Linked DNA regions of Homo sapiens: region 1 is linked to region 2. The links are chromatin loops, found by intact Hi-C in ENCODE. Cell type or tissue: Calu3. All regions are shown on one strand. Each heading gives the region's core, and the rest is flanking DNA. Links, peaks and the distances in the headings are about the cores only.

Evidence for each region. Hi-C counts contacts between places; a loop is a spot of excess contacts. Peaks named below come from ENCODE experiments on the same cell type or tissue, not always from the same donor. Only the 100,000 strongest peaks of a DNase experiment are listed, where the experiment ranks them.
Region 1: it touches region 2 in a loop (3-fold over the local background); 4 of 110 quality-filtered maps call a loop at or near these places.

The regions. Positions count from the first base shown.
Region 1 is chr10:57,984,427-58,000,245 of GRCh38, forward strand. No RefSeq gene overlaps it. Among named protein-coding and RNA genes, the nearest start is that of IPMK, 280 kb to the right of the region's middle. In Calu3, for the core only: a CTCF peak has its summit at 9,068 (motif pointing left); DNase peaks (open chromatin) are centred at 8,425 and 8,985.
Region 2 is chr10:57,692,703-57,708,521 of GRCh38, forward strand. LOC105378314 (a long non-coding RNA gene) reads right to left here. Exons shown (of 3, transcript XR_001747454.1): 2 at 8,618-8,683; 3 at 7,291-7,839. Among named protein-coding and RNA genes, the nearest start is that of MIR3924, 400 kb to the left of the region's middle. RefSeq lists an enhancer at 14,163-14,696. In Calu3, for the core only: no CTCF peak of the experiment used is centred there; a DNase peak (open chromatin) is centred at 7,449.

The DNA.
Region 1 (15,819 bases), core at 4,080-12,079, 290 kb after region 2:
GGTGGGAGGATCGCTTGAGGCCGGGGGCTCAAAGCTACAGTGAGTTATGATCACACCACTGTACTCCTGCATGGGTAACAGAGTGAGACCCTGTCTCAAAAAAAAAAAAAAAACCAAACAAACAAACAAACAAAAAAAACCCACCTTGAAAGTGAGGACTTTGCTGTCCACACAGTGCCCACTCCCCCTCCCCAGGCTGCCCCTATCCACCTCTAAAAAGAAATTTTCTAGCTGTAGCCCTCCCTAAGGACCCCATCAGATCTTATGGGAATAGGATAACTTCTCACTTTTCTTCCTATTATGCTTATTTGCAATGTTGCCCAAAAATGATTGTGTAAGTATTAGTGACATAGTTGTGACAAGAAGCCAAGCCAGGAATGAGGGCCATACCCCTAGGGACTGTCTTCCTGGGTCCAAAGGAAAGACCAAGTTTGCTGAAATTTTAACAGGAAATTCTTACAAGATAATGCCCTTCTGAAATTGCCCTGATCTTCAGGAATATGAAGGAAGCATATATAAGTACAACAAAAATACATTTTAGTCAAAGGCTGAATGGCAGAGTATTTAAGTCAAAATTTAACCACGACTGAAGCTAAATATCACCTTCACAGAATAAAATTTCTGAGATAAGAGTATATCTTAAGTCCAAAACTTGTGAAATAATAATATTTAACTATTTTCAATACTACACTATTACAGGAAAATTAACTGCTTTTAAAAATAATAGTCAAATTTTATAAGTTTGCCATTAAAGGAAAAGAAAAAATGCTTCTGAATTGTAACTAGCTAATTGCAGCTGCAGCTCCCAAACTGCACATTTGCAACACTGTTTTGAAGTTCACTTCCAACCCAGGTCAATGGAAGACATAAAGTATATTTTGATCAGTTTTGTTTCTATTGTTTCTTACAGCTGATGTTACCACCAAGGTCTTACAGTATTTATGTCCTCTAATAGTAACCAGTGAAAGTCTCTTCAACTCCTAAGCCAAATGCTGATGATTGTGATAATGAATTTTATGTGTCTAGTTGACTGGGGTTAAAGGCCAGGCTCAGTGGCTCATGCCTGTAATCCCAGCACTTTGGGAAGCCAAGGCAATAGGATCAGTTGAGCCCAGGAGTTCAAAACAAGCTGGGGCAACATAGTGAGACCCCCATCTGTATAAAAAAAAAAAAAGTAAAAATTAGCCATGCATGGTGGCATATATCTGCAGTCTCAGCTACTCAGGAGGTTGAAGCAGGACATTCACTTGAGCCCTGGAAGCTGAGGATGCACTGAGCCAAGATTGCACTACTGCACTCCAGCCAGGGCGACAGAGCCAGGCCTGGTCTAAAAGAAAAAAAAAAAAGGTTGACTGGGCTGAAAGATACCCAGACATTTGGTCAACCATTATTCCAGGTATTTCTGTGAGGGTATTCTTATATTTTCATATTCTTGTATGAGCTTAACATTTAATTTGGTACTTTGAGTAATAAAGATCACCCTTCCTAATGTGGAGAAATATATTAATCATCCACTAATAGAGTCCAAAGAGAACAAAAATTTGACCTCTCTTGCAAAAGAGAGACTTTCTCTTGTCTGATGGTCTTTGAACTAAGGCATCAATTTTTTTCTTGCCTTTGAGATCTACCTGAAGCATCAGCTTTTCCTGGGTCTCAGGCCTGCCAGCCCTTAGATGGGAACTACCCCACTGGTTCTGCTGGTTCTCAGGCCTTCAGACTTCAACTGGAGCTTTCGCTTCTCTGGAGAGCCCTAAGACAATTACAATTTTATTGATGCAGTTCACAAACTCAACCTCTGTGCACTGCTTGCAGAAGATACTATTTTCAGAAGCAACATTATGGCCTTTTACTTATTTTTATTTCAATATATTTACAGGCCCTTACTGTTTCACATAATCAGTTGTGTACAAATTGTGCTTAAACCTCAAACAAAAAAAATGTGGTGATGAGTCAGACATGGTCGCTCACGCCTATAATCCCAGCACTCTGGGAAGCTGAGGCAGGAGGCGCTTGAAGCTATGGGTTTGAGACCAGCCTAGGCAACAGGGTGAGACCCCCATCTCTACAAAAAACAAAAATATTTTAAAAAAATAACTAGCCAGGCATGGTGGTGGATGCTTGTAGTCCTAGCTGTTCAAAAGGCTGAGGTGGGAGGATCACTTGAGCCCAGGAGTTCAAGGCTGCAATGAGCTAGGATCACACTACTGCATTCCAGCCTGGGTGACACAGTGAGATCCTGTCTCAAAAAACAAACAAAAAGTGGCAATGAAGCTATAAGCTTGAGTTTTAAGATAAATAAAACAGTCTCCAAATTGCCACCTCCAACTCAGCTTTCACTGCACATATACCCATTTTATTATTTTTCCTGGAATAGAATGGTAGAAAAATCAAGCAAGCCCCATGTAACAAATATGTGCCCTCACAAGAAAGATCAGCAAGCTCTAATAAGATGAAGTAGTTTCTGTAAGACCAATATTAGTAGTTCATAAGTCTATTTTGATTTTGGTAAGCAAATTGGCTCATAGCTATACAGGTAAGATTAATTGCAAAGAACAGTATTAAAGTTATTTGTCTCAGGCAGGGTTTTGTTTTTTTTCTTACATGTAATTTCTGTTATTCCAAGTTATTTGAATATGATAAGGCAGTGCCAAAATTTCTTGCAAATCATGAAGTTCATCTATGGCTGAAGAATGATAAAAGGCTCTCAAATATGACCTATAATTCTGAAGTATCTTCCGTACTGTACCTGCTTTCTGAACACATGACTGAAATGTGTGAATAAATGGGAGAGGCTCCCTAAATTATTCACAGCCCGCACCAGGCATTCTGTGTCATCAATAACATTTGCATGATGTGAAAGTCCATATGCACTTACGTTCAGCTTCCCAAAAGCTAAGCCATAAGGTAATGCCAAGTAGCAGATTTGAGCAAATACTGACACAAGACTAAAGGTAAAATTCAGGGCATCCCAAAATCCTGTGAGATTAAAAGAATCAGGAAGCAAAAATATAGAAAAGGCTGGCACGCCCCATCTCTTGGCTCTGGCAAAGAATAGGCACTTGCCTAAGGAATAATGGCCCCGAGATACTAGAGGTGAACCATGGCCAAAGCCCAACAATGCACTGGAGGAACATTCCAGGGACTACACAGGCAAGAACAAATGCACAACAAACCTGGTAATAGCCGCAGGTTAGAGGACAGTTTCTTTTAATGAGAGGAGAGAAGGGCCAGTAAGTAACTGGAATGCCAACCAGATTATTTTAGGTGTAAATTGACATATTTCTATGCACAGCCCCATGGACATAGATCACATAATGTACACTCCAAATGGACATGTATCACAACTTGACAATGAAGAGAGAGAATACTGATAGTAATGTCAAGGCTTCTTTTTTTTAAATATCTTTTTACTTTAGGTATATAAAGGAAAATGAACTCACCCTGATTAATTGAAAAATGAAAATAAGACTTACAATGACTACTTGTCATAATCATGTAGAAAAATGGCCTTAAAAAGTGCATATATATCCCATTACCAGGGGAAGACAACATTGCTTGTGATTAAAAGTTTGTTTTCTTATTTAATTTGGTTGTGATCAAAAGTAATCTGGAACCCTAACTCAGGGCAAATAAATAATACGTGGTTAAATTTTTTAACCAACTCAGTCATTAGGATTAAAGTGGGGAGTTTTATCTTTTAAATGCTGCATTCATTTCAGACATTTTGCTTTTCTGATTATGAGAAGCAAGACATTTATGTGCTTTTATGGGCTTTCTCATAAGAATTTGTACAAATATGCTACAATATGCATTTGCTTTACTATTAAACAGGTCAAGAGGACCATAAGGTACAATTACCATTTATTTCTATATGCCAAGTTTTCTGGCATATATTCTTTGGGAGACTATAAGTCTATCTGGCTGCTTTTGACCAAAGAGATTATTAATTCTACCAGAATCAGTAGCTGAAGTTGAGTGTAGATAAATTTAACTTCTTCTGGATCATTATTTTAAAAATCTCATTTTTAATATAAATATGTATTGATTTTGCTTATTGTCTAAATATGTCTAATGGAGAAAATTTTTTAAGTATGGATACATAAATAGAAAAACACAGAAACAAAATATCACTTATATTCTACCACTGAAGACAACAAACATTAACATTTTAAACTTTATCTCTCTCATCTCTTTGCTATGCTTATCCAAATTATATTTTTTACAAAAACTCATTATTTCTTAACTTTTTCCATGACTGCTAAAGTGAACTACATATTGTGTACTGATTTCCATTCCATTAGCTACTCTTTTACAAAAGCATGTTAAAGACTACATAGCATTCTACTGTATGGATGTTCTATAAATATATTTAGCTATTGAACTATATGTATTTATAACATAATGAGTCAAAAATGTACAATGATGATTTAAATTGCATTCTTAATGCATTTGACCACTTTTTCTACTGAAAGTCATAAAATCAGTAGAGATTTCAAGCTATCCATCAAAATCTATTCTCCCTTTTTTCCTGAAAACATAGCTGAGATTACATTCCCCAATTCCCCTTGCTTCTAAGTATGAACCATATCCAGAAGGATATATGTTATTTTCAGGCTTAAACTTTAAAACATTGCACATGTGTTTCTCTGCATTCATTTCTCCCCCAAGAATCTCCCATCCATGTCTCTACTGAAACCATGAATTTGCAGCAACCCAGCTTTAACCAAACAGATCACAAAAGACCCTAGAATAGAGCAATGACTCGAAAGTAACCCGAGTCCCTGAATGACTGGGTGGAAGATACCATTCTTGGACAAATGTGAAAGAAAGAAAATCATACATTTGTTCTTTAACTTATTATATCATCTGATCTCTCTGTTACAGTAGCAATTATGCCTAATTCACCTTCTCCTTATCCAGTGTAGTTCATCTACAGTAAATTATAACCCCATTTCTGCTTAGTCTGAAATTCAGGGTATACTGGAAGTTCCCCTTCCTGAAGTCTTCAGATCTTTGCTTCAGGAGCAACCCAATCATAATTTCCGTTTCGGAATCTCTGAAAATAATAAGGAATGAGAAACATTCCTTAGGCCACAAATCAGGAAGGTCCTCAATGTTTTCTGCTTCAAGGTTTTTTTTAATTGACATTTGACAAAATGAGGCAATACTACCCACTCTCAATTCAAGAGGAGGCTCACTCAGATTAGAAGCCAGTCCTGTCGTTGATATCAATGTCCTTTTGATATAATAATAACCTGTATATAGGTGCTCAAAGAAACCCTGGAAATAGTCAAGATCCTTCTTTTTACAAGTGCAGAAACTGATGCCCAGAGAAGTTAGCAGCCTTGTCCAACATTAAACAGGTGCAGATGCCACTAAGAATCAGAACTCAGAAATTCTGATTTCTTGTCAAAAATACTTTCTGCTACTCTAAAATACAAAAGCACCAATAGGAAGAATTCCTTTTCAAATGTCCTGTCTTTTAATCCTCAACCACATTGTCTTTTTCCCCAGTGCTACCCCTACTTAAAACCAAACATACTGCAACCCAGTACACACAGTCCAGTCAGTTCTCCCAGGCTGAATGAGAATCATTCATTCATTGAACAATTATTATACAATAACTATGGATTTATCACTGTTGAATAGGATACAATTTTTGCCTAAGGAAGTATACATCTAGAAAGCAAGCAGTTATAATATTTTGAGTGTGGTTAGGTATGGAGGATAGAGGAAAAATAAAATATTTATGGTTTTATATAATTACAAACCCTAAACCAGTCCTGAAGGTCATAGAAGGCTTCCTGGAAGGGGTGCCATGAGGCTGATTTCCAAAAAAATGTGTAGAAGATAAATTATATGAAGTAGACAGACTGGGACAACTGGAACTATCATATATAATGGAACTCTAGGGGAAATCTCTATTTAACATCTGTTCCTATCTCCTTCAAATCCATTACCCTACTACCCTCCCCATATGCTTTTCCCATACACCAATTTCTGTTCCACGTGATGAGACAATACTAGTCATAACCATGAAAAAAATGTAAAACCCTACAGCCACCATGGACTTTGATTTAAATTAAAAATACTGGAAATAACTTCATTTTACTGCAATTTAAATCTCCTCTTTATTGTCACATTAATATTCTGTTTAAAACTGAAATATATTCTGAAAATATTCTGTTTTTTAATGCATGAAGGACCATGATTTTGAAATAGCTCCTTAAAAGACTGATGAAGCCTTTAATCATTTGTCTAGATGGAGGAGGTAAATGGGCCTGCCGCAGGGTCTCTAGGTCATGCCATCATCTGCTAGCTCCAGTGTTCGGAGCTAAATGAGGAACGTTCATAATTGATAGCACAAGTGTAAATAATTCCACATACTACTGGCTTCCCAAAACCTCTTAATTATAGATATGGAGGTTTGTTGCATTTTATTAAATGTTTAAATAACCATTAAAATTATTTATGTCCCATGTATGATAATAAAATAACACAATTAAATGTGTGTTTAAATATTACCATAAAACTTTAAGCCCATTAACATACATAAGGGAATATATTATATAAAAATATCTATCATGACATGTATACTTCAAATGAATAGGATACATAAATAAAATTATGATGTACAAAATACCTAATGTATCAAAATAATAAAGTCCTCTTTTCAAGAATGTACAGACGTCACAGTGAAAGTTCCTTAGTGATATACCCTTGTGATTATATTGATTTTGAAGCATTCCAACTTGACGTAATACAGTTATAAACAAAGATTTACGTCAAGTTGTCATGTTATTAGAAACATGATATGGAGCAAAATCTAATATTTTCTACCCATTTCTGAACATAAAGAAGTTTATTAATAATGCAGACCAAAGAACCTGTGTTCTTAATTTAAAAAAAACAAATGTGCATTAGTATTGATGAAAAATTATGGAAGGGATAAGTTAAAGACCAGATCAAGTGATCATATTAAGGTAGTTTAGTTTTAAAATAAAAGTCTACACAATGCAAAACTCTCATTAAGAATCCTTATTTTGAAAGCCACAGATGTAATATCATATAGACACATTTCTTACAAACCAAACATTTCCTATTTTATGGGAAACAGTGTGCTTAAAGAGTTACTTAAAGGATTTCTTAAAAATTAGGCTGAAGCACGCAGATCACCTGAGGTCAAGAGTTCGAGAACAGCCTGGCCAACATGGTGAAACCCCCATCTTTACTAAAAATACAAAGTTAGCTGGGTGTGGTGGTACGCACCTGTTGTCCCAGCTATTCGGGAAGCTGAGACAGGAGAATCGCTTGAACCCAGGTGGTGGAGGTTGCAGTGAGCCGAGATCACACCACTGTACTCCAGCTCGGGCGGCAGAGTGAGACTCCATCTCAAAAACAAAAAAACACAAAAAAAAACAAAAAAAAAAACAGGCACGTTTATACCTATGTAACAAAACTGCACATTCTGCACATGTAACCCAGAACTTAAAGTATAATTTAAAAAAAAAAAAGAATTAAAGCCTTAAAGCCTCCATTTTACAAATAGCAAAAGGGCAATAATGGTACTGTTTCTATCACATTAAAAAGTGAGACTGGTGTGCTATTGTTCTTAAGGGAGAGCTAATGTTCTCCAGTTGGTTCTGATACCCTCTCTCCTTCTGCCGCCAGTCAATTAACTGTTAACTGGTTTGAGAAAATTAGCCTTTACATAGGTTTAATCATGAATAGTTAAAAAAAAAATAAGCTACCTTACCTACTTGGTGTTCTTATATAATACTATATAATATGAATATAAAATGAAATTCCTTATTCACTGTTATATGTAATCAGATAAACCAAAGAGGAGGAAAATACTTGCAATTTAAAAAGGTAGACTGCATAATGTCTTACACTGTAATAATTACTTTGATCCAGTCTATCACTCACCACTTAAAACATTATCAACTTCAAGAGTTCCCATCAAACATTAATAAAACATTGTTTCTATGAGATAAATGTACTCCCTCAATCCCACCCCAACTGACTAAGTCTCTCAATTTTATCTAATTTTGAGATCCAAACATATGCCATTCCTGTGAGCACATCCACAAGAATTTGAAGAATTCAATTCCTATTCACCTTCCAAGGAACTTTCTTGTTAACATTAAAGCAGTTTCTGCATCTTGAGTCAAATTTGGAGAGTTCCAGCACCTAAAAAAACACATTCTTACCTCTGATAAACTAGTAAATTTTGAAAAGGCTAAGATATTACCTTCTCTCAATATCAACAAGCTGACTATACACTTGCCTGTCCCAGTATCCCAGACCAGCCTCTAACCTACCTCCATTCTGCCCACTCTGGTCCAGGTCTCTGCAGGCATTCTTACTCCGACTAAGCAGGTGGCTGGCCCTCCAGCTCGTTTTGTTCTGATTACCCAATATCAACCCTCCCCCTCTGACTTAACCCAACTCAGACGAAGCAGCTGGCTCTAATTCAACTTCTTGCTGAATCACTCACACACCTGATTTGATTCTTTCATTAGTCTTAGAGCGCCTACATTGTGCTCAGCTGTGTACTCCTATTTCAAAACAGCCTGTGATCTGTTCTTGTCCTGGTGACACTGAGATCTTTCTGCCTATTAACATGAAGAAAGATAATGTCGCCATCTCCAGATGACTTTTCTAATGACTGATCTAACACATCCTACATTATTTAAAAAGCCACACTGTTCACAAGATAATGATATATATTAAAGTGAGGTCACTGTTTATCATAAATCATAAATCTTAGGCATTTTCTTTTCTTTTGTTACCTGTGGCATACATCCCTGGCATGCCAGCAACAACCCAGGCCTAAGACCTCACAAAGTGAGCAGCTGTGCTATTCACCATATACTTCTGGCTCTCTACCTTCCAGGCACATGGCAGAACTGCCTTTCCCTGTCCACTTTGAACTTAGGCCCAGCCATGTATTTTCATTGAAATGGTAACAGAAGTGTCAATTCCAGGCAGTAGCTCTAAGATCCAGTGTAAGTCTCACCCCGTCTTCCAGCTAAGATGATCACGGAAGCTTTGTTGCAATGGAGTTGCTCTGAGCCTGGTTGAGAGATGAGCAGAGCTCCCTGCTGGCCCATGTTGGGCATGTAGTGTGAGCAAAAAATCGTAAGTCAAGTTTCTAAAATTTTTGGAGGTGCTTCTTACTCCAGCATTAACGTTGCCATTTCTGTCTAATATAGGAATTAAAGAAAACTTAAAAAGGTGGATTGAGACAGGCTTATATATCTGACAGGATTTATTAATATAATTAGTTAAAACTAAGCGAGCCCCTTTCAGCATGAAACAGTCACCATCTACTTACTTTTTTAAATAGAAATCAGTTGGCATTTTCTCCTTATTTCATCTGAAAAAAATGACAGTATTTAGACTCCAAACCATTATCATTTTTTCTTAGTTACTGGCACAGAACATCCAGGCCAGGCTTTTTATCCCATAGCACCTGTAAAGACTGCAATTCCACGTGACATAATTAACTTTAGGGACATCACTCAGTTTAGGGCTCTAATCACACATATCACATTAAACTAGCTATAAATTAATCATAGATAATGATTATAATGTACAATTGTAATTTAATATGATTTATGGAATTACTAGAAATCAATTTCTACTAAAAATAACATGGTATTCTAAGTGACCCTAATAACATGGTGTTCTAAATGACTTAATAAATTTTATTTCTTTGTATATTTTTAGTAAATGATTAACAACTTCATGATCAAACCACTCAATGAGAAAACTGTTTAAAACAACATATGTAATCTTTGACTAAATACTGACCCCTAAAAATATCTATCAAAGCACATTTAGTCAAAATTTATGCCATAGCTTATTAGTGGTGTTTAAAATGACAAATTTTAGAACATTTATCTTTTGACTGAACATTTCCCTTTTGACAGTAAGGGATATACTGAAGCAAAAGTTACTTGCAGCCTGAAAGCAAATCCAAACTTCTTGTAGTACTCATAATTAAAACATATTTTCCTTTCTTACGTTTTTCCACTTGGATTAAAAGTGTTTGCATCTAGTATTTCTATTTAAATTATCTTTTAATGTCTTTTCTTATTTATTTAATTTTCTCTGTCCACAGAATTTTATTTGATTTTTATAATCTGATATCTTCTCTAATAATTCAATTGTTTTGTATAGTTTCTCAGGATTTCAATGCAAAATTCAGCCATTTTTATAATTGTTAAAAGTTTACGCAAATCAAAACCACAATGAGATACCATCTCATGCCAGTTAGAATGGTGATCATTAAAAAGTCAGGAAACAACAGATGCTGGAGAGGATGTGGAGAAATAGGTATGCTTTTACACTGTTGGTGGGAGTATAGGTTAGTTCAAACATTATGGAAGACAGTGTGGCAATTCCTCAAGGATCTAGAACTAGAAATACCATTTGACCCAGCAATCCCATTACTGGGTATATACCCTAAGGATTATAAGTCATTCTACTATAAAGACACATGCATACATATGTTTATTGCAGCAGTGTTCACAATAGCAAAGACTTAGAACCAACCCAAATGCCCATCAATGATAGACTGGATAAAGAAAATGTGGCACATATACACCATGAAATACTATGCAGCCATAAAAAAGAATGAGTTCATGTCCTTTGAAGGGACATAGATGAAGCTGGAAGCCATCATCCTCAGCAAACTAACACAGGAACAGAAAACCAAACATTGCATGTTCTCATGCATGAGAGTTGAACAATGAGAACACACGGACACAGGGAGGAGAACATCACACACTGGGGCTTGTCGGAGGGGGTGGGGGACCAGGGGAGGGAGAGCATCAGGACAAATACCTAATGCATGCGGGGCTTAAAAGCTAGATGACGAGTTGATGGGTGCAGCAAACCACCATGGCACATGTATACCTATGTAACAAACTTGCACGTTCTGCACATGTAGCCCAGAACTTAAACTATAATAAAAAAAAAAAAAATGAATGAACACGGCTGGGCACAGTGGCTCACACCTGTAATCCCAGCACTTTGGGAGGCTGAGGCAGGTGGATCACCTGAGGTCAGGAGGTCAAGACCAGCATGGCCAACATGGTGAAACCCCGTCTCTACTGAAAATACAAAATTAGCCAGGCGCGGTGGCACACGCCTGTAATCCCAGCTACTTGGGAGGCAGTGGCAGGAGAATTTCTTGAACCCAGGAGGCAGAGGTTGCAGTGAGCCGAGATTGCACCATTGCACTCTAGCCTGGGTAACAAGAACGAAACTCTGTCTCAAAAAATAAATAAATAAATAAATACATAAATAAATAAATAAATAAATAAATAAATAAATAAATAAATGAAAGAATGAGCAGCACTTTAGAACTGCACATAGCATGCTGGAGAAAGACACCCACTCACATAGTAGACTGTCTCCTCTCCTGTGACAACTTTCTAGCCACTCTTTCATTCAAAAGCAGGTTTTGAAATATGTCTCTACATTCTCACATATCCAGATTGAGCCTGGTCTGAATAAGTCTCGTTACTCATGGATGAGATTTATTCATTTACTCACTCCACTGCTTTCTTATTAATTTATTTAATTAACAACTTCAATTACTTATAGAAATTTCTTTGTTTTTGTATAAACCAAATTTGGACTAATACTGTCTAGCTCCCAAAATGAAGAAACACATTTTTGAATTTAAAAATCCCCAGTAGGCAGAGCACAAAGGATTGTTTTAGGGCAGAGAAACTATTCTGTATGATACCATAGCAGTGGATACATGCCATTAAACATTTGCCAAATCCCCTAGAATGTACAACACCAAGTACATTAGGCTTACCAGCCCTAATGTAAACTATGAACTTTGGGTGATTATGTGTCAGTGTAGCTTCATTGATTGAAATAAATGTACCACTCTGGTGACAGATGTTGATAGTGGAAAACGCTATGTATGCATGGATTATGTATACAGAGGGTATACAGATACTCTATACTTTCCACTCAATTCTGCTGTGAGCCTAAAATTGCTCTAGAAAATAAAGTCTATTTTTTAAAACTCCTTGATAACCTACAGAATATTTAGAGCTTTACTGTGTTAACCTAATCCAGACAACTTTACAGGGCAATGGCTGCTAAAACAGAGATAGATGTGGGATGAATAATCGTAGAACCACAGCTGTGATTTACTGTGAATTTCTTTTTTTTTTTTTTAATGAGTAAGAGGTAGTGGCCTCAACACTTTGTATTTGTTGGGTTTTGTTTTCATAATGACCATAAAGATAGGTATCATTATTGTCTTTATTTAATGAAACTAAAACAGCTGTGGTGAGACTGTGCCATTTGCCCAATGTCGTACAGCAAGTAAGAAGAAGAGCTGAGAATTTACTGCAGGCCCATCTGATGTAATATCTGATGTTCTTAGCCATCCATTCATGGATTCAATATTTGTGAAGAAGCTTCTATGTTACTGGATTTTTTTGTAGTGAACAAGACAGACATGAACTCTGATCCCATGGAGCTTAGATCGTGGGGAAATTGTGTAAGAGTCAGACTAAAAAATTAAACATAGATAGGTAGACAGACAATTTTTGTATAAATTTTACAAACATACATTTAAAATACACAAAAAAAATTATTCCAAAAATGAAAGGGCTGAACAGAGAAGTAATAGGAAGTGACTAGAAGGCCACCTCAGATATGTTAGTCTGAGAACACTTCCCTGATAAATCTGCATTTTAGACTGATACAGGAATGACAACCTGCCATCTGAAGGCCCAAGGAAGAACATTCCAGTACAAAATTCCTAAGGTAGAAATGAACTTAGCATGCTTAAGTTGCCAAAATAAGGACCGTGAGAGTGGAGCATGGTAGAGCAATGGGGGAGAAGAAGAGACGGGCCAGGGTAAGGAGTTTGGATTTGATTGTAAATGCAACAGAAAGAAGCCACTACTGGTTTTACGCAGGAAAGTGACATTCCAGGTACTGTGTAAACAACAGTTTGTAGGGAGGCACACATGGAGGAAGTCTAGTTAAGAGCCAATGAGGCTAATATATAAGAGAGATCATGGTAGTTTGCATTAAAGTTCTAATGGTAAAAATGTAACTGAAAGGGTAAATTCCAGATGTGTAAATAGAGACACAGGGCTTACGGTTCTGGCCCACTACTGAATGGACACCCTAAAAAATCACTATGGAGACCAACAGTGCTGGCATGTCTATAAAATAATTCCACTCTAGTGGATTCAGCAAAGAGCTGATGCCCTATTGCACTCTGGTTTAAGGTGGTATAAATTCCTTGGGGAATCATTCCTACATGTCAGCACCATTATACTATGTGCTCAGTTCATCAATGATGCCATGCTACAATGGTAAAAATAAAATTAAAGTGAAATAAAATCTTAAAAACTCTAATCATCTTAATAATGCATATTTTAAGTTCCTTCCCTCCATTTTATTGCGTGATTTTAAATACAAGAGTAAGATTCAGAAATCAAACTATCCTTCTATAAAATTTCCTGCCTAAGTGCATTGTGTAGTCTATAAGTGTTCTGTAAATCTCATTAAATGATACGAGTAAAGAACTAATAAAGAATACTGGCTCCTTATTCCTGAATGTTTACAGAGCTTCCATTTTCCTTTACAGGCTCTTAATGAAGTTTAAGCAAAGTGATTCCCAACAAAGTGATATATTGTCAGTACAATTTTGAATTTAAACCAGGGCATCAAATGGTATTAAAAAATCCCAGAATAAACACATCCATAAATTTTCCATTATACTATTTAATAGGAATATCACAAAACTACTTTTACATGAATACGACTAGTGAGATTCTACAAAATCACAACTTAAGTTGAAGATTTCTGCATTCTTTTTTCACTGCCAAGACTGGTGAAGTAGGGGCAACAATTATTCTCACCACATCTAAATTCCATAAAGCATTTCCATCTTCTTATGTTTAAAGGTCGTTTTTCTGAAGTGCCCTTAAATTTTGTTGTTTAATCTGCTGCCCTTGTTTGGCTTAGTTATTCAACTTGCAGAACTTCTGTGGTTCTGTTCCTTACCTGCTTGATTCTGTGATCTGGGTGAGCAATTTATATGCATATGTTTTGTGTTTTCATTCATGTTTCTATTTATTTTTCTGAAATTTATTCAATTTTTGATTTGAGAAAGTTTGAGCTGACAGAGATTTAAATGTTTATTTGTGTATGTGTCATGGCATCTTAATACCTCTCAAAGTCTTAATACACAGGAAACAGAACTCTAAGAAAAGAATGTCTAGCAGTCACCAATGAGTAGAGGAAGATGCACAAAGTCTAGGTTCTAAATATTTTATTTTGAATCACAGAAAAGACACATCACACTATAAATAAGAAAAGGAGAGAGAGCCTTGACTCAACGTGAACTCTATCTACATTAGGTTGTAATTTGTCTTACACTTTCTTTATCCATTTGCACAGTATCTATTCTCATACTGCAGGCATAGAACCCACTGCCCTCCATCCTAACTGACAACACCTCAATTCAGACCATCACCCCTCACACTGTTTGTGGAAAATAAAATTCTGAAATTTAGTGGTCGTCCTGACTAATTCTTCCATCGTGGTTATCACCATCTTTTGTGGGCTAGGCTACTTTACAAAACTGAGAATAATACAAATAACTCCTATTCTTAGAAATGCAAATTATGTCCAGTGGACTATAATCATTACTTCCTGGATACCAACCAGTTTTGTAGTTTTAAATCCACTTACTAATTTCATCATTCCTAATCTGACTATAACTATGTGGCATTTTGAGTTCTCTTCTGAATTTGTTGTAATACTACAGGTTTTCTCATTAATTAATGAGTTAAATAAAAATTTTGACATGTGTTCATTTTATATTTGTGAGACACATAATTTTATTCTATTTTAAATTCATCAATTGAATATTCTACTCACTATCCCCTCTACCACTTCCTTGAAAGATGATCATTCAGTCTTTGCTTCAGCAAGTCCAGTAAAAGATAGCTCAATACCACACACAGAGGCATTCATTTTTCACCCAACTAACGTGTGTTGAAAACTGAGTTAAATCTGCTCTTTTATATTTTGGTCTATCAATGTCAGTTCAAAAGACAAATTTCCTTTCCATGTGACAATCATTCAAACACTCTAGAACTGTGCTATCCAATACAGTAGGCACTATCCACAAGGTAGCTACTGAAAACTTAAAACATGACTGGTTAAAACTGAGGTGTATTCTATGTGTAAAACACACACAAGATTTGGAACACTTAGAACAAAAACAAAGAGGGTAAAATACCACATTAATATTTTTAATGGATTACCTAGTGAAATATTTTATATTGCATCAAATAAAATATGTGATTAAAGTTAATTTTATCTTTTTTTACTTTTTAATGTGACTATTAGAACATTTAAAATCACATATGTGATGGCATCTGTAGCTCAAATAATCTATCCATTGAGCAGCATTGCTTCAGAACTCTAATCCTCTCTCTAGTAAGTCTTCCCTTACTCAGACCAAACATCTCTAGATCCTCCAACCATTGTCAAACTTAATCTGGTTTTTCAACTCCTTCAGGTTCCTCAGTCTCTCATCTGGAAATATTCCAGCTTGCTGAAATTTCAAATAGCAGACACTCAAGATAAAATATAATCACTAGGGCGCATGATATTTCTTTGTAACTTGATTGAGAACTCGTACTTCCATTCACAAAAATTCACATTACACTATATTTTAATAGACTTACATGACTTGCTTTTAAATCAAATCTTTCCCCATCTAGCATCTAAATGACTTAAATTTTGTTCATT
Region 2 (15,819 bases), core at 3,243-11,242:
ACATTCCATAGGAAAGTGTTTTGAACTACTGCCTTTCAGATTGATCTGCTGTGGCCCTTACATACTTTTACCACCCTTCAAAGCTAGATCAGTACATCCACACATACCTCTCCCTCCTCTGAACTCACTGTCCCATATCACTAAGCATTCACCCACTGCCTTGTAATATTCTTGAATTATTTTCTTTAAGTAAGTCTTATCTCTCTACTGCAATGCTAGCTTATATTGAATAATGTAATGCTTGGCTGAACTGCATATATATATATGTGTGTGTGTGTGTATATATATGTCCATATATATGTGTGTATATATATATAAGTCCATATATATGGACATATATATGTCCATATATATGTGTGTATATATATGTCCATGTATATATGTATATATATGTCCATATATATGGATATATATACACACATATATATATGGATGTATATATGTCCATATATATGGATATATATATATGGATATATATATATCCATGAATATATATATATCCATGGATATATATGGATATATATATGGATATGTATATATCCATGGATATCTATATGGATATATATATATCCATGGATATATATATATATGGATATATATATATCCATGGATAGATATATATGGATATATATGGATATATATATATCCATGGATATATATGGATATATATATATCCATGGATATATATGGATATATATATATCCATGGATATATATATATGGATATATATGGATATATACATATCCATAGATATATATGGATTATACATATCCATGGATATATATGGATAAATATATATCCATGGATATATATGGATAAATATATATCCATGGATATATATGGATGAATATATATCCATGGATATATATGGATGAATATATATCCATGGATATATATGGATATATATATATCCATGGATATATATGGATATATATGGATATATATACACATACATATATGGATGTATATATGTCCATATATATGTGTGTATATATGTCCATATATATGTGTGTATATATGTCCAGATATATGTGTGTATATATGTCCATATATATGTGTATATGTGTCCATATATATGTGTATATATGTCCACATATATGTGTATATATATGTCCATATATATGTGTATATATATGTCCATATATATGTGTGTATATATGTCCATATATATGTGTGTATATATGTCCATATATATGTGTGTATATATGTCCATATATATGTGTGTATATATGTCCATATATATGTGTGTATATATGTCCATATATGTGTGTATATATGTCCATATATATGTGTGTATATATGTCCATATATATGTGTATATATGTCCATATATACACACATATAGAGAGAGAGAATGTCAAGCATTACATTATAATATCACATATATTATCGATACATGTGATATGTGCTTAAATATGCTTATATCACATATATTATGTGCTTACATATCTGCACATATATACATAGCACTTATGTTTCATATATATCTTCATATCACATATATTATGTTCTTATATATGCAATAAGCACATAATAGATATATAGATATAGATAGATAGATCACAACCACAGCATTTTGCCCTGCTCCCACACTGTTCTTGTTCTTTCCATTTTAAATACCTGTCTCTCTTCTCTCATTTCCCATCCTCCACCCATTCATTTCCACATGTCCAAATCATACTCAATTTTCACAGTCCAATGGAATTTCCCCTAAAAGCCCTCAGCATTCCAGTCAGAAATATACTTTTCTATCTATGAAGTCACACACAGTTATTTCTTTCCTTGTTACAGCACTTTTTATCTTGCTTACCTAATCTGGATAAAGAGATAATATTTGCTAATTTTTTGGAATTTTATTTTGCCCAGTGGAGTGTGCAGACAGGGCACAAAAGCAGATTCTCCTTGATTAGAAAGGAAATTTATAGGCACTGTAGAAGAGAATATTGAAAGTGAAGACCTGGCACTTACGTAGCTAAAAAGAAAAACTTCAGAAAGAAGATAAATGGCTTACTAGAGGCTTTTTCATGTGCCATGTGAATGTCTTCTCCATCTCCTCAAGGAAACTTTAAAAAATGACACTAATTACCAATAACTTTGGAAATGTTTTGTGGTGAGAAGCAAGATGAATGCCACAAAAAGCAGATCAGACTTTAAGATGGACAAGAAGTAAAAGATAAAGCTACCAGCAGTGCTGAGATGACAGGTATTATTCTTGTCTGTTTCCTTTTTAAACCCTAAACTACTAGAGATAGGAGAGTTTCTGCAGGAACTTTGGATCCCTCACATTTCCTAGGCATGATCTTTTGCACATAATACAATAGCACACATTTGTTGAGTGCTTTCACGTGCTAGATACTATAAATGTAATTTGTTTCTGTGACACATGAGATGTTTCTAAAGAACCAAGGCAATTTAAGTGAATCACCCAAGTTTTATAAATGCTAAGTGGCAGAAAGAGGATTTCAACCTACGCAATTTGACACCAAAGCTTATGATTTAACCATCCAGCCACATTTAGGCCCTAGTATGTAAGCAGTTGCTGAATGAATGAAATAAGTAATATTCAGTGCTTACTAAATACCTGTTGATGGGTTAATAGTTAGGATTCATTCCTGGCCTCTTGATGTAAAATCATAGAGAAAGACTAGATATTCCCTTCCAGAATACTTTCATGGCAGAGATAGTGTGTTAGTCAGAAATCCCCAGAGATCCTATTCAGGTCCTAGTATTTGTCTTCCCTGCTGGTATTTCTATTTTCAGCCTCAACAAATAGACCATTTGTGCACTCAGGTTGCCACAAACAAGAGGACATAATAAGCAGTTAAAATGTATAATGATCTCACGCCCAGCATAAGCCAAAATTCTGAAGAAAATTCAGATTCATGGATACTAGCAGAACCAGCCAAGTGAATAATTTGTCTATTTGATGCAAAGGCAGAATAGTAGGGGGTGAGCTCTACTGAGGTACCAGTGATTGGCATAAGTTATCCTCCTCCTTTATTTTTTCAGTTTTCAACCATTTGACTATTACTAAAAAATAAACAGTTAGGGTATAATATACACAGAGACAAAATAAGTCAATTCAAGAGTGTAATGACTCAAATAGTAAAGAAAGCAAAAAAAGAAAGAAAGAAAGGGAAATTTTGGATTTGTTCTGCAAGACAAACATAAATTAAATGGGAAAAAAATAGTAGCTAAAAGTTAGGTCTGTTGTTTTTCCTGATTGGACTATTTAGTCAGTATGGATATTATAAAAATAAAATGGAAAGATACATATTGTCTCTGGACCTCATTTGGTAAGGTATACATAAAAGTGAAAAATACAGCCTGCTAACAAATTACTGAGTACATAAAGAGAAAAGTTTTGGAAGTTTGGAAAAGTTTGGAATTGTAAATTAGTAAAAATTGCCCTCAAAGAAAATTTAGCACTTATTCAATTCAATGTCTAGGTTTTATAGCTCTCAGTCCTCTGTTATATTTTTCTACACTTGTACAAAAATTAATGATGGCCAGGGACGGTGGCTCACACCTGTAATCCCAGCACTTTGGGAGGCCGAGGTGGGTGGATCACTTGAGGCCAGGAGTTTGAGACCAGCCTGGCCAACATGGTAAAACCCCATCTCTACTAAAAATACAAAAATTAGCTAGGCATGGTGGCGGGTGCCTGTAATCCCAGCTACTCAGGAGGCTGAGGCAGGGAGAATAGCTTGAACCCAGGAGGCAGAGGTTGCAGCAAACTGAGATCGTGCCACTTTTACTCCACTCCAGCCTACCAGCCTAGGTGACAGAGCGAGACTCCATCTCAAAAAAAAAAAAAAAAAAAAAGAAAAGAAAAGAAATGATTATCTTTTAAATGAATAGTTTTTATTCTACTGCTTTATGTCCAAGCTAGTAACAATTTCCATATCATGTTTTCTATAAATATTAGGGCCGTATTTTCAGAGATAAGGCTTTTTTTTTTAATTCTAAAAAGAACCAAATAAGAAAAGCTGGGAAATTGTATTAAATAATGGCTGACAAGGTATTTTTGTTTTCACTTATGGAAAATGAAGTCATAAATTCCTGTTAAGAATTAACTTTTTCAAAATAATGCTATGGGGCAACAGTAAAAACTAGTAATGTTAGAAGAATGTAATAAATGTTTGACTTTAACCATGAGAACATTCCAGAGGAACTAGACTTCCAGGGCAATTCTCTTTACACAGAAAATTCTGCCTTGCTCTGTAGAGAAACAGGAACTTATTAGCCCTAGTCATTCAAACCTAAAGAACTGCTTAAATCCAGAAGAGATGCGAGCAGTCATTCCCTGGGATGAGAGGCAAGAATATCTTGCTGGTTGTGGCACTGCGTGAAATCATTGCCTGATCCTGGTCCTTATAGTCTGATACAATCAGCTGAGACTAAACCTGCATTTTATCTGTGTATTGATACTGTAGCCTCCCACATGGATTGAACATTCAGACATTAACAGTCAATCTGCTACAAAAACCACATCTCTATTCATACCCCTTGCCCAGTGTAGATCCAAACCAAACCCAAGATTACCAGATAGACAGCAATTTTTTCATATTCAATGACGTGGTTTAAATACTGGCCTCTATAAGCGTGAGGCTACTCACAAGGAGACCCATTGATCCAATGAAACAGTTACTACTTCAGTTGCACTGACAAGATAACTACTCTGGATATCATTAAATAAGAAACAGCAACAATTCAGACCAGGTCGACGGACAAGCAGGACTTTTGAGTTGCCACAATAAGTGTAAGACACCTCGTGCTTACTAAAATGCAGCTTCCTCGGCCCCAGTTCAAGACTACTACACTATAATTTCTAAATAGCTTGTTGAAATTCATTTATAAATGTTTCATATTCATATCCTAATTTTAGAAAGGATAGAGATTTTAACTTGAGGGAGAGAAATAAAGTCCTATGAATTAAACTAATTAAGTAAATATCCTGAGTAAAGTTAAAGGATATCTCCTAGCCTATAAGTTCAGCTGTATCGTAGTCATAGATATTAATTCATCTAAAAAAAGGTATACCCTGGCCAGGTGTGGTGGCTCATGCCTGTAATCCCAGCACTTTTGGAGGCCAAGACAGGTGGATGACTTGAGGTTAGGAGTTCAAGACCAGCCTAGCCAAAATAGTGAAATCCCATGTCTACTAAAAATATAAACATTAGCCGGACATGGTTGTGCGTGCCTGTTCTCTACTAAAATTACAAACATTAGCCGGGCATGATTGTGCATGCCTGTAGTCCCAGCTACTTGGGAGGCTGAGGCAGAAGAATCCCTTGAACCTGGGAAGCAGAGGTTGCACCGAGCTGAGATCATGCCACTACACTCCAGCCTGGGTGACAGAGAAAGACTCTGTCTCAAAAAAAAAAAAAAAAAAAAAAAAAAAGTATGCCCTAAAGAAAGTGACATGTTTAAAAAGGGAAGTCAAAATAAGTAAATGCAGTCAACATATGCTGAAAGTATAATTTTCAAGTGAGATAGTATCCTGGTACAAAGAAGAATTTGAGACAGTGAATATTTATTTCCAATTAAAAAGTTAATGTTAAAATATTATTGCAAAGTTGTTACAAAACTTGTAATATCATTTAGGACAATAAAACTGTAATCTCCTAGGTTATCTTTTCTACCGCACAAAAATCAGTTTTATCTGAACTGAACAAAAATCTACAAGTTAACATATAGCTTCACAGAGCATTTTTATCAATAGGAAATAAGTCAAACAAAGGTACACAGACACCTCCCTAGAATTTAATAATTCCTGTATGGATATTTTACATGTTTTAGTACATTTTTTAAATCTGAAGTCATTTTTGTCCTTATATTAGTCTATTTTCACACTGCTATAAAGAACTGCCTGAGACTGGGTAATTTATGAAGAAAAGATATTTAATTGACTCACAGTTCCACAGGCTGTACAGGAGGCATGGCTGGGGAGGCCTTGGAAAATTTACAATCAGGGCGAAAGGCAAAGGAGAAGCAAGCATGTCATCACATGGCCAGCAGGGGCAAGAAAGAATAAAGGGGGACGTGCCACACAATTTTAAAAACCAGATCTTGTGAGAACTCAGTCATTATCAAAAGAACAGCAAGGGGGATGTCTGTCCTCATGATCCAATCACCTCTCCAACATTCAGGATTATAATTCAACGTGAGATTTGGGTGGGGAAATGGAGCCAAACCATATTATCCATTAATTCCAATTTTGATATTTTTTTCTTAATAATGCCCAGCAATGAACCTGGACTAGATGCTGAATCTGGGGATATGAAATATTTGGTCATCAGAGAGGATTTTCTGCAGTAGATTAGAAACATTTTTTCAGGCTTTACCATACCCTCAGCAAAATATCTCCCAAAAATATCTATCTATATCTGTTCTCCTTTTCTTGACATCTAATACTAGTTATGGGTAAAGTATGGCGTTTGTCCAATATTTAACCTGTTTCTCAGTTCCCTGTTTTGTAAAATTGAGAAAAAAGAATACCTCATTTGATGACTGTAAGATTAAATTACACAGGTAAAGGACTTATAATGTGCCTGACATACAGTTTTCAATATTTGTTGGTTCTGATTATTATTTTATATTATTATTGTTAGGATACTATTATTCAATCATAGCATGGGGTCAAGACACACAAATTCAGAGTGCTCTTTACACTGGCAGAGCAATATATTCAGAGGGTTTGCTGGAGCATCAATTTCCTCTTATTAATTATTTGCTGATTCTCTTTTGATTCTTGAATGCCATGTCCCCTAAACAGCTCATCTGAAGAACTGCTGACCACAGAGAGGACACCTTTACTGTCAGTCTGGACCCATCATGCTGTGTACTCACCTTTTCTCACTTGCCAGGTGTCACCTTAAAATTTCTGTTATCCTTGCTCACTCTTCCCTATTTTTTTTAAGTAAGCCTTTGTGTTTGATTTTGAGGCACTTGCAGATTTCTGAGATCAGAGAGCTCTTCCTACTGCAGTAGTCTTTGAATAAAGTCTCTCTTCATCTAAGTCCCCAGATTTTTATTGAACCCAGTATAGACTCTTATCTTATTATTTTCCTAGGCATATTCTTCATTAGATTGAATTCTCCAATGAATGCAATGAAATAACTAATTGGCCAAATTAAACTCACTATTTCCCTTAATAAGTACATGTTTATCTATCTTTTCTCACCATCCTAAGATTCTAATAGTTTCTTCTTAAATCACAAAATTACTCTAGAGTTTACTTTAAAAACATTGCACAGAACAAACTAACACCCTGAAACACCAGATTCCTTTCCTTTATGTAACCCCCTGAGCTTATACCACATGGTGCAGTGGGATACATTTGTGCTTACTCTCTCTCTCTCAGGAAAATATGATGTTAATATTTCTTGAGCTCTGTTTCTCTATAACAATTTTCTTCTTCCCTCTGAATTTTCTAGGTAGTTGGCAGTATGCCCAGGCCTCTTAGATTAGGGTATTCGTTCATCAAACATTTACCCTGTTTGATAGGAACTGTAGATACTGTGATAAACAATGCAGGCCCTTGCATGGAGATACAGAATTACAGAGAGCCCTGTGGTTTTCTGTATTATTCTAGTCTCCTTGGTATTCCTCTCTCTTTTAAAGTAACTACTATTGTACATTTTAAAGAAAATTATTAAGATACTTCATAGGTCTTACCCCAAGTAGTTCTTTTTGTCACTTCTCTTAAATTCACTTTTTCACCAACTGCTATGACCAAATTTTTCTTGAGTTCCTATCTTTTAGTCTTATAAATGTAGTATTGCCATGATTATTATTTAGGATTTCCAGGGCTGCAAGAATCTAATGTAAAAGAAACTAACACAAAAGATAAATTAGTGTCTCACATTTAGATACAGTTAAAGCACAATCCAGGTGCTCAGATGTCATTAGGCAATCTGTCTTCAAGTCTGCTCTGATTTCCTCTGTAACACCTTTTTTCTAAGACAAATCTCCCCACAATGGGATAAGAACAAAATAACTTCAAACACATACTCTGTAACTTTAGAAAATTTAGCTTTTCAGGTGTATATTTTTTCAACTAAAGTTCTGAGATTGTCTGGGTCATGCATTTGCTGACAAGCTGTGATGCTTTAGTTAGCAAAGTCTGGGTCACATGCTTATTTTCGAGTTGGGGAGAGTGGGTTGTCATTAGCCAAGCCAGAGCCATATAGAGTAAGAGTGGGAAAGAATGGGTTTCCATAGAAAAATATGTGTTGCTGTTACCAGAAGAAAGGCGGACAAGTTACCACCAAAACATGGGTATATCTAGTGGGTGCAAAGGGCCAAGAAGAGCCCAGAAGTGGGGGTTGCATGTTGCTTTTGCCATGGCGGTACAGACAGGCCTGGTTATGCCACTTCAAAGGGAGAGGCAATAATAATGGGTGAACTTCTATTTTTCTTCCAGGCCAACATAAGTGTTTACACAAATATGTCTAACAGTATCATCATCCAATGTAACAATATAAGAAAATTTCAGGAAACATAACCTTCATACAGGTGTCTTGAATGATTAGGATATTGTCTTCATAACAACTTTAATCTACAGGGATTTTTGTTGAGTTAGAAAGATAAAGACCACCCTTCCCCTTCTTACCATTTGCATTGCTCTTGTTTATTCATTCCCAGGGTAATTTTCTCTCCAAGGAACACTATTTAGGCCCTGTAGGGAACACAAAGAAGACTCTAATATAGCTCAGATACAGATCTACATATGTGTATGTGTGTGCATGTGTGTGTATACAGACATAGCTCTCTGTCTCCAAGGAGCCAACAACATACTATAAGAGATTAAATGGTAAGTGCCCTATAAAAGCTATAAATCAGTTTCCAAATGAACCCAAAAGTGGAAATCAGGAAAGACTGTATGAAATAATTAATATTTGGAGACTGTGTAAAATTTTGAGACATAAAATTGAGTTAGTATAAGCAAAGGCAGAAAGATAAAGGCTGAATGTGTCTGCAGAACATAGAGCAAAGAAATGAATTTTGTTGGGCCAAAAGTTACATACAGAACACTACTGAAGATAATTCTGGAAAAGTAGTCTAGGATCAAATTTTTAAAGATCCTCAATGGGATACTAAAAAGACTGACCTGAATTCCATGGAAAATGAGGAGATGCTGAATATTTTTAAGCAGATCACATGATGAAGGCAACATTTTAGAAACATTAATCTAAAGCAGTAGGTTCAGTGCTAAGGTGAGAACTAGAATTTGAGAAACCAATTAACAGTTTACTAGAGTAGCTGAGGCTAGAGGTAATGGGAAACCGGAATAGACTGGTGACAGACGAAAGAAAAAGAAAAAAACAATACTAGAAACATCAGAGAAAAATTCAAAGATTAGGAACTCTTTCCATTTTTCTTAGGCAAACATACTGAATAAGAATGGTATATTTGGGATATCGACTTTTGGATTTCCCACTCCTTACTTCACTGAAGTTTTGTCTTTATCCCTACCCCTAACCATTGGTGGAAACAATTCTGTCCAAAATTTCCAGTTCCTGTCTTATTGCTCAATCCAATGAAACCGTCTATGGTTACTTTCTGGCTCTTTCCGATGCTTCAGACTCTCTGCTCTCTCTAACAACATTCATGATACCATATGCTCATCATTCTTATGTTTCTCTGAAGGATGTTTTAATTCAATCACTTTTATACATGCTTTCTGCTTATGTCTTAGATGGCAGGATGACCTTACCCAACTGTTGTTTATGTTTGTTATTATTTGTTTAATTCACTTTAATTATTTAAATAATTATAGGTTGGCAACTCTCCAATCTATATTTCTGTCTATATTCTGAACACTTTTTAAGTTCTACATTCATAAATAACACTCCTAAACATATTCATTGGCTTTCCACTAATACCTCATAATTAATAAGCTCAAAACTGGAAACTTCAAATTGCTCTAAACTAGGTTTTTCTGATTTTAATCTAATCTCAATGAATAAAATTATCATACACTTTGTCACACAAGTCAGAATATGAAATCATCTTTGATTTATTCCTTTATTTTAAATGAAATAAAAGACTAAGACATGTTAATTTTATCTCCAAAACATTTCCCCAGAATAACCATTTCCATCATGTTTTAACTGGTAATTGCATAATTTAATAATTGGTACCCCAGAATCTTTCCTCAGTCAAATTAAATTTGTCCTTTACATAAAGCAAAGTGATCAATGTAAAATTTGGATCTGTTCACAACATCCCTTTCTTTAAATGCTTCACAGACTCTTTATTCCCTTCAGAATAAAATCCAAGCCCCTTAGAAGAACATATAATATCCTTAATGAAGTGATTACTTCTCTATACTCATGCCCAAGACTCATGACACACGACTTAAATTGAATCAAGGAATTAAAAAGTAAGTGCAGTTCTTAAATATCATGTGTTTATTATTAAAATACTAGTATAGTATGCAACTAAACAAATTGATCACTTAATTTTCTGTCTATATTATTTAAATATATAAAAATGTTGTTATTTTGAAAGGATAGTTTTCATAAAGTTATTTAGCAGATTTTTCATAAAGTTATTCAGTATGACTTTCTTTTGATACTCATACTGAGGATCTATGTAACTGTTTGAAAGTTAATAATTACTGTGAATATAAAGTGCACAACTTTTATAAGTATCATTAATTATTGCAGGATTGTACTATTGCAATAATAACTATACAGTTTACTTTAACAAAGATAGAATTTCAATATGTAAAGGACATAAGGAGATTTTTGCTCCAATATATATTGCATACTTGCCTATGTTTAAAGTGAATAATCAGATTAACAATAAATCTCAAAGACATACTCTGCTCACATTACTGAAAAGGCTATGCTGATTAAGTTTGATGCTAAACAACCTGATTTCATCATCATTTATCACTGGTGAGACTAAAAATTTCAGAACCATTGTTGAAACAGTCATTCAGTAATTCAGTCTTCCTAAGTCTGAGGCCAAAACTGAAGTCAAATTTCAGAATTTGGCTAACTATCAAGGCCAAACATAGCTGCGTCTTTAATATTTTATTCAGCATCAGTTCTAATAATGTTTTAGTGGAAAACATTCATATTCTTTGCCCTAGTGGAATTTACAGTGCAGTAGAGTAAACAAATTACAAATCAATAAATAAACAAATACAGTCTGTCCTAGTTACTCACAGATGCTGTATTTTTTAATTCATCTACTTGCTAACATGTACTTGTTGACCAAAGTCAGTACTCACAATGCTTTCACAACAGGCTCACAGCAGATAAAAATATGAGTCATCCAAGGCACATGTTCCCAGATGAGGTTGAGCAAGCTGACTCTCTGCCTTCTTTTTTCAACTCCCATTCTGTAAACAAGTGTCCTTTTCATAGTCCATTTATTGCTATATGTTTTATATTTTTGTGCTTTTTCCTGGTGATTTTCTTATTTAAAATGGCCCCCAAGCATAGTGCTGAAGTATTGTCTAGTGTCCCTAAAAGCAAGAAGGCTGTGATGTTCCTTAGGGCGAATATGCATGTATTAGAACAGCTTCATTTAGGCATGAGGTATAGTGCTTTTGGCCATGAGTTTATGTTAATGAATTAACTATATATATATATATATATATATATATATATATATATATATATATATATATGTTAATGAATTAACTATATATATATATAAAATATTTGTTCAATAAATATTTGCTAATTTGGTATTTGTGGGGACTTTGTAGAAGATGATTACCTCAAATAATGAGAATTGACTCTAAATAATGATATATTGTGCTAGAGTTATTATTCCTGGAAATGAAAAGGAATAGAATAATATTTTAGAAAATATTTGTAGAGGTAGATGCGTGTTTAGAATTGGAGATAAGAAAAACTTTTCTTAAAAATTATAGGCTATTACAGGCATACTAAAAAGGAAAATAAAATCTAAAAGATTTTAGGAGCCCAGCAGAGAATTAGATTAGTAAAATTTACAATCAACTGAAGGTAACAGGGGGATTTTCTCAATGCTTTCATAATTTCCTTACCAATATAAGCGTTGAGATACATATATATATATATATACATGTATCTCATATATATATGAGATACACATATATGTGTATATATACATATATACGTATATATATATATATATATATATATATATATATGAAGCGTGAGAGAATTAGAAGTTACCTGCAGCCCCAACTTGCCTGCCAACAAATTAAAGTAATTCACTTGGAAAAAGACTGTCTTTCAAACTTATTAAGACAAGTGGAAATTCCAACCACTACATTATGCATAAATAACCTAATACAGTATACACCATCTTGATGAGAATTCTGCTGATTATAAATAAATATTATTATTATGTAAATCAACAAAAATGCAGTGGATTTAATGTTTCTTTAGTCTTTTTAATTTGGGATTGAACTGTCGTTAAAACTTGTCATTTTATTTTTATTTTTATATTAACTTTGATGGGTTCAACAATAAATGGTGAACTGGAACTCACCCATGCTTTCTGTAGTACAGCTACTTGTGAAACATGTGTGCCAGAGATCCATTCTGCTTTGGTTCAAATCCTGGTTTAAGAACTTATTGGCTGATGACCTTATAAACATTGCCCACAAAAAAATGTAGAACCAAACGTTGCTAACTGCTAAATAAATATTACCTATTATTAGCATACACTTTAAAAGCTTTTACCCAAAACAACATTAGGGAAATATAATTAAAAACAAAATCACCTCCCAATCCAGAAAACCTCTTCATAAGAGTAGAAGACAAAACAAAATATTATTGAAAAAACATTTGGCTAGGCGCGGTGGCTCACGCCTGTAATCCCAGCACTTTGGGAGGCCAAGACAGGTGGATCACTTGAGGTCAGGAGTTCAAGACCAGCCGAGCCTGAGGCCAGGAGTTTGAAATCAGCCTGACCAATATGATGAAATCCCATCTCTATTAAAATACAAAAATTAGCTGGGTGTGGTGGCATGTGCCTGTAATCCCAGCTACTCAGGAGGCTGGGACAGAAGAATGGCATGAACCCAGGAGGCGGAGGTTGCAGTGAGCCAAGATTGCGCCATTGCACTCCAGCCTGGGCAACAAGAGCAAAACTCCATCTCAAAAAAAAAAGAAAGAAAGAAAAAGAAAAAACATTCAACAAGAATATGATGTGCATCCTAGGCAATCCTCTAGCAGACAGCAAAGGCCGAAAGAAAGCTTATCCTTTTGTATTGTAAAGCAGATATAACCATTACAGGAAGGTTCTCAACATAAACAATAACTAGTCTTCAAGTAAGAGGACATAACAGCCCAATATGTCACTCATGGCTCATCCTAAATTTATTTGGTGATTGGGGAGACAACCTATGCTTGCTAATTGGCTTTATCCAGTGAAAAATTAAACATCACATGCTTTATGATGAGGCAGTTTTGAAACTTGGACTAACTTGCCTAAGTTAGGCTCCTACATTCTCACAGAAACTGGAAGATAAGGATGCTGTCTCTCTTGATGTATACATTTCGAAGGCATGGTTCCCAGATCTTGAGGAAGGTATAAAAGCTGATAAGAAGCTTATTCAGCTTGTAAAAAGATTTACATACATTTCAAAGGGACAGGGAAAGCCCTTACAATTACAAGTTTTCTAAAGTAAATGTTCAAGGAAAAGGGAGGAGGTGAGGAGTCTCTTCTCTTATTTTCAATAGAGATTTAAGACTCTTCTTTGCAATTCGTATTTGCTCTTATAATCTCAATACCCATAAGAAAACCTAACATTCATATGTGTTTAAAAATTTGCACCGAAGTTCTACAACATTCTCCTTTCTAAAAGTTTTAAATTTATTTTCTTTTCATGGTCCTGAATCTAATAATTGACCCAATTGCTCCTCTAAAGTGGGGATAAGCAGCATACACTACTCAATCCAATTTAGTTATAGAATAACTAAAATTTGTATTGTGCTGCTTTCTACAGGTACATTTCCTTGGTGACATTTTTCCTATTTTTCAGGAGAGCACTCAGCAAGGGTGCACACTGGCCTGACACTGCCAGCAGCCTCGTGGACTAGCTGGGGTGAGCGGGTAGGAGGGTAAAGAGATAAGGTAATGAGCAGCCGCTGTCCTCTCTCCACATTCCTAGGGGATGCTCATCAAATGCATTGATTTCAAAATCAATGAAACAGAGTGGCTAATTTATTTTGACAAAGAAGCTCAATGAAATAAAACTATTTTACCCTAAAATATGGTTTTTGAATATTTTTAAATGGCTGCCCCAGAGCCAACAGACAGAGAAGGGAGAAGTTTGCGTCTGTAGAGAGCCTTCATTAATGCAGCCCTGCCTCCTCTTTCTAGGCATTTCCCTGGGATCTAGGAGAGATTGGGATTTGGACACATTTAAAGGTCTGAAAAGAAACAGTTACCATCTATTCTTTTTGAGGACTGCTAACCTATGAGGTTTCATCTGCATAACAAGGCCACCTTGGCTACCCAGGCCTCTTCCTTTCTCTCATAACCTGTCTTGCCACTAAACCTGATTTACCAACGTAGACTGTTTCTGGCCATGCTCTAAGTCTGCACTGTTTCTGTGGCTTTAGGATGGTATATAAGCTTCTGTATCTTATTGTCAGGTTGGGTCTTCCTCCTGAAGCCTCCCGTGAATACATGTTAAATACATTATATGCCTTTTTTCCTATTAAGCTGCCTCATAGCAATGATTTTTTTTCAGTGAATCCATAGGAGCCCAAGGGCCTGTGACCTCACACAGCCATGCCTTTTATTCCCTCTCTACTCCACGCTTTGGCCTGTCCACTGTGTCTATTGGTGGGTTTACAACTACATGTACAAACAGACTCACACAGAGGTGTGTATGTGCCCCATGGGCACACACACAAGCTCCTAGGTCCAGCACACCACCTGAAAATATAGGAGAAACTACCAGAATTTTTAAAATAAATTTAATACTTTTAGAAAGGAGCACCTTATAGAAATTCAGTGTAAATTTTTGTAGTATTGTATGGGTGCCCAAAAAAGTAAAGCAAATCATCTCTACTAGAATTCACTATTTTAAAGCAGAGAGACAAATTTAAAAATAAACAAATAATAAATAAATAAAGTAAAAGTTATTTTTAATCTCTTCTTTTTCCGGTTCTCTTTAACTGTCCTGATTAAGGCTATAGTTACATAATTTGATTTAGTCATCAGCACTAGAATGTGATTTAAGACAGGAAGAATATTAGAAACAAATAGAATAAGACAACATCTATGTGGTATAATTTGGAAAGCATACTGAGAACTGTTTCTCTAATGTCAGTCTGGCAATTTGCCTGAAATTCCACCATTAGAACTTCATTTAAGTTTCTGGGAATATCAGTGAAAATTTATAGGCCTCCAAAATTGATAACATGAGGCTATATTCATGGTCATTTGATTCTAAGGGGACCAGTATAACAAAAATATTTACAACATGAAAGCAGACTGAAAAGCAATGATATAGGGAAACGTTTGAGAGGCGAATACACCCAATATTAAAATCTGATACATGGGATTTATTTCTGAAGGACAGTTCCAGGAAATGAGACACGTGAGGTATCTAACATATACGGGCAAGGTACTTCTGAAAAGAGGTGGATTCTTAAAAGAGAAAGAAAAACGAGGCCGTAGCTCAACTTTGCAATCTATATTATTTTGCTTTTATGGATAAGGTAATTCAGAACAAAGCATGAAAATTGTATATTGTCCCTGTCCTTCTAACAGTCATACAGTCAGATGAGTAGGCTCTGAAGACACTAAAATATAACCGTGAAGGGAAAATCATTTTCACCATAATAA